2 separate regions of the Homo sapiens genome follow, and region 1 is linked to region 2. Evidence: read pairs that join two places in POLR2A ChIA-PET (ENCODE). Cell type or tissue: MCF 10A. All regions are shown on one strand.

What was found. Peaks named below come from ENCODE experiments on the same cell type or tissue, not always from the same donor. Only the 100,000 strongest peaks of a DNase experiment are listed, where the experiment ranks them.
Region 1: POLR2A ChIA-PET joins it to region 2 with 7 read pairs; 1 of 35 experiments calls an interaction of 5 or more read pairs at or near these places.

What each region holds. Positions count from the first base shown.
Region 1 is chr11:19,274,755-19,279,754 of GRCh38, reverse strand. All of the region lies in intron 2 of CSRP3-AS1 (CSRP3 and E2F8 antisense RNA 1), which reads right to left. It also overlaps the pseudogene PCNAP4. Among named protein-coding and RNA genes, the nearest start is that of E2F8, 36 kb to the right of the region's middle. RefSeq lists an enhancer at 2,039-2,333. In MCF 10A, no CTCF peak of the experiment used is centred here; DNase peaks (open chromatin) are centred at 2,134, 2,644 and 4,024.
Region 2 is chr11:19,371,923-19,376,922 of GRCh38, reverse strand. It overlaps a transcript of NAV2 not described here. Among named protein-coding and RNA genes, the nearest start is that of NAV2-AS5, 130 kb to the left of the region's middle. In MCF 10A, no CTCF peak of the experiment used is centred here; a DNase peak (open chromatin) is centred at 2,482.

The DNA.
Region 1 (5,000 bases), 97 kb after region 2:
TGTTGGAGGTGGGGCCTAATGGGAGGTGTTGGGTCATGGGGATGGATCCCTCGTGAATGGCTTGGTGCCCCCTTGAGGTAATGAGTTCTCTGTTAGCTCGCAGGAGAACTGATCGTTATAAAAAGCCTGGCACCTCCCTCATCTCCCTTGCTTCCTGTCTCACCACATAACCTCTGCATACACCAATTCCCCTTCCCCTTCTGCAGTGAGTGGAGACAGCCTGAGACCTTCACCAGAAGCCATCAACAGATGCCAGCTCCATGCTTCTTGTACAGCCTGCAGAACTGTCAGCCAAATGAACCTCTTTCCTTTATAAGTCATCCAGGCTCAGGTATACCTGAGTCCATAGCAACACAAATGGACTAAGACAGTGACTGAGGCAACATCTACAGTGCCTGGTTCTTACACGGGATCAACACATATTTGTTACCTAAATGAATAAACATACTACACATGGTTGTTATGAGATAACAGATATGTAGGATCTTTACATATTACAATATTGTTGCCATTTATCCTGTCAAGAAATGGACCTTTCATGCCCAAGTAGGGCCAGCAGAGAAGTCCTAAGTATCAATAGCTTACAAGAAGCCACCTGAACTGGGCCCATATTATCATTTCAGAAACGTTGGCTACTCTATTAGTCCATTTTCATGCTGCTGATAAAAACATACCTGAGATGGGTAATTTTTAAAGAAAAAGAAGTTTAATGGACTCACAGTTCCATGTGGCTGGGGAGGCCTCACAATCCTGGCAGAAGGCAAAAGGTACACCATACATGGCAGCAGGCAAGAGAGAATGAGAGCCAGGTGAAAGGGATTTCCGCTTATAAAATCATCAGATTTTGTGAGACTTATTCACTACCACGAGAACAGTATGGGTGAAACTGCCTCCATGATTCAACTATCTCCCACTGGGTCCCTCCCATGACACATGGGGATTATGGGAGCTACAATTCAAGATGAAATTTGGGTAGGGACACAGCCAAACTATATCAACTACCCAGCTCCCCTAAATGCCCACCAAGGACCCATTGGCTCTTCCCAGCCCTAGCCCCAGCCCCAGATCCCTGTCTTGATCTTTGACCCCTGATGTCCTGATCTCAGCCATTCTCAGTCCCGACCTTTCCCAGTCCCGCCATCCATGTCTGTTCTGGCCAGAGGGATGCTGGTCTACCAGTCCACCATCCAGCTCAACTAGAATCTGCTTCAGACTGGGACACGTTGGTTTTGGCAGAGGCTGGGGGGCTGGGGCTGCATCTTATCCAACATGCCTCCTCTTTTCTAAGGATATAGTGAATCTAATAAAGTACAAGCTCTGCCACTTTGTAGGCACTAGCATCCTAGGCCAGGATTGCTCTTCCTGTGAAAGTAGCACACCTAGAAGCTTCAGAGAGGTAAAAGCTTCAAACCACATTAACTCATTCAAATACGTTTAATTTGAATCTAATATGCCTAATGTACCTAATATATGCGAGTCATTGTGCTAGGCACTGGGCATACAGCAATGAACAAAGCAGGCAAAGATCTCTGGCCTTGTGATGCTTCATTTCCAGTAGATAGATAGAAATGCATATACAATAAAATGCCAAGGAGTGATCAGTGTTATGGAGAAAAACAAGGTAGGCCAAGGGGGCAAGGTGGCAGAGAGGGCCTCTCTGAGGAGGTACATTTGAGGTAGACAGTGGGGGAAAGGCATATCAGGCAGAGAGAACAGCAAGTGCAAAAGCCCTGAGGCCTAAGTATGCTGGAATGTTTTAGAAGTGGCAAAAGGCGGCCAATGAAGTGACATTCCAGGGGCTACAGAGTGGAAGAGAGAAGACAGTGGGCAGCCAGCTCAATGGCACCTTGTGGCCCATGGTGAGAACTCTGGATCCAACACGTTCAATATTTAGGGAACCAATGACAAATTTTCTGATAACTTAAAAGCAAGGAGAGGCTTGAGCCGAAACCTGGCCTGGCCCACATAGTCATGAAAGAAGCAGCTCATCTTCAGAGAATTCGTTCCAGCCCTTTCTTCCTCCTGCGCTCTTCAGCCCCGACCTGACACCCTTTGCCCTCACCCCAGGTCTCTTGTCTCTCCTTTGCACTATTCATTTGGTCACTGACTCATCAGCAAACAATCCTGGAGGTAGGGGATGAGAATCATGTGGTAAGCACCATGTCATGGCCAGGATTGGTTACTGGGATATACACAATCAGAACGCAGCCTGGCTTGAGATCATACTGGACATGGGCTCAGAGGAGCTGATTCTATCCAGCTTTGCCATTTAGCAGGCTTTGTTTTTAAATAGAAACTGCAATAACTGCTCTGCACTCATGCAGTGCTGAGGAGCCAGTGATGAAACTGGAGTGGCAGTGCTTTAGGTAAACTGTATAGTGAGATGCCCATGTCAGCTGCTCATGCCAAAGTGATTATAGTCATTAAGCCCTAAACCTGCCTATAGGACCTCGCCCTTGCAGCTAAGTGCCTTCATAAACACCATCTTTCTTACTTCCCTGGGTCCTGGGCCCCAGAAATGTCACACCTCCATTCCCTCCTTCAAACTCCCCTAACCTCACTGTTGCTCAACTCTAGGAAATACTGATCTTTCAGATCCCAGAGGTCACAGAAAACTTGCACAAGTGTAGGGCGTGGCCTCGTGTATGACACACACCAGCACTATGCTAGCACCTTCTGTAGACACATACCTCAACAGCCTCACCCACAGAAAGAACAACACACACTGCACCAAAAGGGCCCTTGGGCACATGCGTATCCTCTGCTTAGCTGATCAGCTGATCCATGTAATGGGGATGTTTATTCATTCATTCATTCATTCATTCATTCATTCATTCATTCATTCATTTGGTGAGTCATCAAACATTCCTTCAGAGGCTTCCATGGGCCAGCTCTGTGGTAGGTCCTGAGGCTCCGGCCATGACCTCTATTGCCTGGCCCTGGCGTATGGAGGCCTGAGATCTACCTGGGACAGACTCTGGAAGACTGCTTTATGGCCATGGCCATCTCATCAGCAAGTAGGAGCTATGCGAAACTGCATCCATCTGAGGGGTCAGCGATATCAAGGCTGCCTCTGAGGTAATGTCTGCGTCACCTCTGTTGGAGACTATGTTTGCCATTTTGAGTGGCCCATGGGACAAATTGCTTTCTCCATAGAAGGGGCCACCTCTGCAGCCCTGTAGTTGATAGTGAGTCAAGTGAGCAGGGATTTCATTCTGCCTTGCCATGCTATGTCAGTTTATGACTTTGGATACAGCCATTCTGCTCCCTGGGCCCTGGGCCCCCAACTGTCAGAGCAAGAATTGCAGAAGACAAACATTCCTACAAACTTCTCTTGTTCTAGACCCATCCTCATTATGTTTGCCCTATACTCCCCTACCACCTTGATTCACTGCATTTTATTTAACAGTTACCTATGTGATGCTTAGTGTGAGCTGGGACATGTTGTAAGTGCTTACATGAACTAACTCATTAAGTGGGTACTACTGTTATTCCTTAAAGATAAGGAAACTGCAGCACAGTGAAGTACTTACCCACTGTCCCATAACTGGTAAGTGTGGTGCTGGGAGTCTGACCATGCATCCGTCTTCAGAGTTCATTCTCTTAACTACTATGCTATGCTGCTTCCCTTAACAATTTTCTTTAAACAGATTCACTTTTTTAACATTATTTTTAAAAAACCATTATGACCACTGATTGAAAACCTATATGACTTGCCATAAATAGAAGAGACATTAAAATGCATGACTATTACATTTAAAACCCAATAGTCCTCCAAGTGACTCCTAAGATCATCTCTCAGATGACTGGGGACACTTGCGGACACCTGGGGAGGAAGCACTAATGGCTTTTCTGACACTTTAGGTACCTGCAGGCCTCCCAGGAAGAAGCTCGGGGGCAGACAGCCTTTATGCCTCTGTGGCCCTCCTCTCCTGCCTACAATAGTGCCACTCAGCAATACACAAGGTAAAGGCTTCAAGGAACTTGGCTACCACCAGTCTGGGGCTTCAATGACTCACTGCCAATCCCTGGGCATGATGCATCCACTCAGGGGCTGGTGACAGCCTAGCCAGAGGCTTCCTTTGCTCTCTGCTTTCTGGAGCGACAGCCCACTGGAGGCATGTCCAATCCCTGCCAGAGTAACGGACAAGTCTCCACTGTCTCCAGTGATGCCAGCAGAAACTGCAAGGGCGGGAGGTGGAGTGGGTGTGGATCCCAGCATGGCTCCTGGGTTTCTGCCAGGAAGGTATTCTGAGGATAGCAATCTGTGAATTCCACCACTCGTGCTCCTGAACACGCACCAGCTCTTCATTAAAAAAACAAGTCTTGATTAAACAGTTGCAGGCATAGTGGATTTGTCATCATCTTTTGAGGTCTCAGCCTCTTCCCACGGCGTTTGCCCACTTGCTCTGAGCTTCATAAAGCCAAAACTGCCTAGACCTTCTTCCTTCGCACCTTCCTGTAGCCATGTCATTGTGACTCCACCATGTTCGAGGTACACCTGGTCCAGGGCTCCATCCTGAAGAATGTGTTGGAGGCCCTTGAGGACCTCATTAGTGAGGCCTGCCGGGACATTAGCTCAAGCAGCTGAATGTGCACAGCATAGACTCGTTCTGCATCTCCTCGTGGCAGCTCACCCACTGCTCCAAGGGCTTCAACACGTGCTGCTGCGACTACAACCTGGCCATAGGCATGAACCTATCCAGTATGTTCAAAATACTAAACTGTGCTGGCAATGAAGATGTCATGATGTTAGGAGCTGAAGATAATGCAGACAACTTAGCACTAGTATTTGAAGCACTAAATCAGGAGAAAGTTTCGGATTATAAAATGAAGCTAATGGATTTGGATGTTGAACAACTTGGAATTCCAAAACAAGAGTACAGCTGTGTAGTAAAGATGCCTGCTGGTGAATTTGCATGCATATGCTGAGATCTCAATCATATTGGAGATGTTGTTGTAATTTCCTGTGCGAAAGATGGAGTGAAATTTTCTGCAAC
Region 2 (5,000 bases):
GGCCAATAAGTGGTGCCTAGGAAACTGGGACAACCCAGGGAAATACATGCTTGTTAAATACCATACACATCCAGACTTGGCTCCAGCACTGCTTCCTCCAGGAAGCCTTCCCTTACTCTGAGCTTCCCCTCCACCTCAGGCTAAGTGTCCATTCTTTGTTTTTCCAGAGCCCCAGTGCTAATGTCTGAGCACTTGTTACAGTTTACTATTATCATCCCTTCACTTGCTGTCTTCCCTACCAAGCTGAGGGTTCTAGACAGTATCTGGTATATAGTAGATCTTTCATAAACGTTTTGGATGGATAGCTATAGACAGACAGTTGATTGAATGAATGAACAAGGCTGTTTCTTTGGGAAACAATGTGTGATTATAGAAAGACCTTGAAACAGAAATAAGAGAAGTTGGGTTCGAGTCCAGGCTCTGCTGCTCACTAGCAGTATAACAGCAGGTGAGTCCCTCGTCCCCTCTGTGCCCTCGTCTCCTCCTCTGCAGTAGGGGTTTCTAAGTGTACCTGTCTCAAGGTTGTCATGAGATTTAAATGTGATTATCATTATAAAGGTGCTTTGTAAACTCCCAAATGTCATGTACCTATTATCTGTATTTACCAATTAGGATGCTTCACCAGCAATTGTTTTTTTGTTTGTTTGTTTGTTTTTTAAATCCACTTTAATGTTGCCGTAACAAGATCCAGATTATATAACCAGAAATGCACAAATGAGAAAAAGTTTTGAGCAGGAAGTAACTACAGAAAATAGAAAACAAGACTTTCTAAACACCAGATTTTTCTTAACATCATCTCCATAAACTTGCCTTTTCCCTGCGACATATCTGGCTTTTAAGGTCTCAGCTGTTACTTCCCATTGGAAAGATAATTAATGAAGGCTACCTTTAAGAAAAAAGTTCATGGCTATATTGTGAGCATTTATTTTAGCAACAGTTTAAACCTATAGATATTTAATCCTTTTGCCTAGTCTCTTTCAAAATCTCTTCTCTACCTCTCTACCAAGATATTTATAATGATATTTGTGTTTTTAATAAAAAACGAATCTTGTGTGGAAAGGCTAATAAAATGATCGTAAACACACACCCCCCACCATCGCCACCAGAAGATAAAAAATAAAGAGCTGTAGGAATGCCAAGTGATAATAACATGGGATTATTTTGCTGAGACCTTCCAGGGCAGTTCAGTGTTTTATTAGGTAGTGTGACGGGACCTGAACACCTGCACAAGTGAAAACAAGAGGGTTTCATGTAATTCTGTAGATAAATTTAGGTCCATCCGAGCCACAGCATCCAGTGATTTAGGCACAGGGACTGTAAACTGTACCCTCAAGCAGCACTGGCTTGATGGATTTCTCTAATATCTAATTTAATAGGAAGGAGAGGCTGGGAGACCAGTAAATTTAGACTGATGTAGAGCAAGAGCTGAGTTTGTGGGGGAGGAGGTAGATATTGAAATTCAAGCACTAGGGAAAGAATAGGACCCCAAAGAATTTTGCTAGATTGTAGGAGAAGGGAGTACCAACACGGTGCCTGCTCTCACTGACTGGTCTCTTGTTTCCCGGCCTGTGCCCAGCCATCTTCTGGGATAAATTTAAACACACCTGCTTATGAGTGTCTGCAGCAGGGAAACAGTGCTTCTGCAGAGGTCTTCCACCATAACCTCATGGAAGAAAGGGTTTTTACCCAGATTTATGGGACTGTAACTACTCAAAGCTAAAGGGATCATGGAAAGAACAATTGGCTGCCACAAACCAATAAGTTGGACAAATGAGTATTTACTAATTTTAATTAGTCTTGGGCTACATTTTGGAAGGAACACAGAAGTATAAGATCATTATTGTCGAGAAGGAGCTTCCAATGTGCCTAGAGAGAAGGACATCAGAGTCCATGTCTTGACTGGGAAGCTGGGTGAGCCAAGTGGGAACATCTTGTTGTCAGAGGCAGTATCCGATCAGAAGGGATAGCTACAATCAAAGTCAGTTTCTGTGCACCTAAAAGACTGAGAATCAGGAAGGGGATGGGGCAAGGCCTTGATAGGGAAAGACAGAGACAGGCTCCAATCCAAAGAGAAGAAAAACCTAGGAGAGGCATTGAGTAATACAATGGGAGTCAAATTGCCAGGTGGGCCAAACAGTTGGAGAACAAAGCGGGAGAACGTTATATGCCCTGAATGTCCACATCCTGATCTCTCCTGAATTCATGATATTTCCAGTAAAGGCTTCTTAGAATCAAAAGGACAGATGATTTCTTAACACAACAAAAAAGAAGAGTTGATCTAGCTCATTAAGTCATGGTTGAGTTCTCTTGGTGTTTCTTCCTATTGTGCAGATTTTTAAAAGGATATGTAAAATATACTTGCATAATTGCAACATAAAGTATCAAAACAATTAGTTTCTGCTAAAGTATGTGAGTGACTGAGGATGTCTCAACTATGTGTCATATGTGTTGCCAGAGAATACACTATGGTGCCATGTGACCATCCAGTCAACTCACTGATAGCTCACCCTGCAACCAAGTGCCAGGCACTATCACAAATCATCCTTCAGTGAGGACAGTTACATGGTGAGTCATTTAATAGCTGATTTTAAAAAAAAAAAAAAAAAAAAAAAACCTTTTCGGAAAAATTCTCTTTGGATGTGTCAAGTATTCAGATTCCTAGATAAATTGTCATCTGCTGGAGCTGACAAAGAAGTATGGGTGCCAAGTTCATTGATACATAGTGAAAAACAAGAAAGCAAGATTATGTGTGAAGTCAGAAAAGCATGTGTTTTCGAGAAAGAGAAAACAAGACTGGTGATACGTGTGGTAAATTATGGTCATGATAACATTATTATAATTGCTATAAAATGTACATACTGAGTTTTGTTATCTGGACAATTAAGAAAGATCTACTGTTATTTTTAAGTTATAAATTATTATAAAAATAACTCAATGCCTTGTTTTCATACAGGTTATCTTGACTAAAACTATTTCCCCCTTTTCTGAGGGGGGAAAAAAGCAGGTGATATGGGGTGTATTATGTCTTTCAGCCTCCACTGACTCATTTATAAAACTAGAGGTGACACCTACCTGTCATATTTTCTTTCATTCAACATGTAACAAATATTCACTGGCCCCAGGCCACATGCAGCCACATTCTAGGTTCAGGGCTATAGCGACAATCATGAAGATAATGCTTTTGCCTTTGTGAATTTTATGTCTAAGGAGAGAGACAGTCAATGAACAGGTATATAATAAGCATGCAATATCATTTTAGGTAGGACAAGTGCTATGACAAAAAAACAAACAAACAAAAAACAGGGAGGGTAAGAGGCTACAGAGTGGAAGATGGGGTCCTGCAGGAGGGACTAGTTTGGATGATGTGATCAGAGGAGGTCTTTCAGAGGAGGTGACCTGAAGGAAGAGTGATACAGCCATGAGAATATTGGGGGAACTCTTTTCCAGCCAGAGAGAAAAGCAGGTGCAAAGACCTTGAGGTGGGAATTGTTGGCAGATTCAAGGAGCAGCAAGAAGGTCATTGTGGCCAAAGGGAGAGTGAAAGAGAAGAGAGGGGAGAGGCAGGCAGAGGCCAGACCTTGGAGTGCCTCTCAGACTTCCAGGTGGGGGACATGAGGCTGGAGCACAGGTGAATAGCTGGATCTGGAGTCATAAATTGGGGAGTTATCAGCCTAGAGGTGAAAGGTAAGGCCAAAAGCCTAAATAAGATCACCTACAAAATCCCAGAGAACAGAAGAAAGGACTAAGTTCTGAGCCCCAGGGCACTTAACATTCAGAGGAGGAGCCAGAAGAGAAGACCTTATTAACATGGGAGAAAAAGAAAGAGAATGTGAACATCACATGGAAAGATGATCTGTGTCTGTGGGAATGGTATGGGATAATGCCTGTAAAAGTGTCCAACAACAAGTCGACTCCCAAAAATGTTCGTTGTCCCTCATAGGTTTCAAAGAGAATAAAGTTCTGCAGGATTTAAAAACGAGAAATCAGTGAAGACTGGAGAAAGAAACAATATTCTCCCATCTGGATAAAAAGAAATACAATAATACTGGTTAAGGTTAAAATGAATCTTTCCTAGAAACTCCAACAGCCCAATTGGCCAAATGCTGTGAGATAATTAGAGCGTAGTGCTGATGGGGCCAGGAGGTCCTGAAACCTCGTTTCCACAGCTGTTTCTCAGCTTTACTTATTACTAATATCTCTCAGGCCCGCTCTTTCCACAGTCACATAGAAATAAGGTAGGATTTTGGAGCGGAGGTCAGCCTTTCTGTTTGGGGCCAATGTTTTCTAGGTGCTATCCTTCAAGCACAAAGGGATGGGGACTCAGTGTTAGAGACCCCACTGCTCCCCTCTGCAAGCACCCCCAGACATCTGGAGGGAGGACTACCAGCCCAGCTCTGTTGCTCCTCTGCGCCAGTTAGAAAAGTGGTCTTACTGACAGCTATTTAATACCCAGGCCAAGCTCCATCTGAAGAAAATACAAGCCCAGCTGTCATCTATTCACAACAAATGCAGACCATCCAGTACTGAGCCCAGTGGATGGGGCAGCAGAGAAAGCTCCCAGATTTCAAAGGATAAAGGGACCTGATTGAAGGAGTCAGAAGAATCTCTATTCAGCACTTTTCAGCTAGGGAATCAAGTGCATATTCAGTGTCTCACAAGATGCTATGGTATAAAAGGATGACACCCCTCTTCTACAAATGAGGAAACTGAGGCATTCAGAGGGGGAAGTGACTTGCCCCAAGAGAAACATGATGCCTTTAGTAGCAAAGCTAGAATTATATCCAGGTTTTCCAATTCCTTACCAACAGGGTTAGTATGAGGATTAACTGTGATACAGAAAAATAGGCCAGGTGCAGTGGCTCATGCCTGTAATCCCAGCGCTTCAGGAGGCCAAGGAGGGTGGATCACCTGAGATCAGGAGTTCCAGACCAGCCTGGCCAACATGGTAAAACCCTGTCTCTACTAAAAAATACAAAAATTAGCCAGATGTGGTTCTGGGT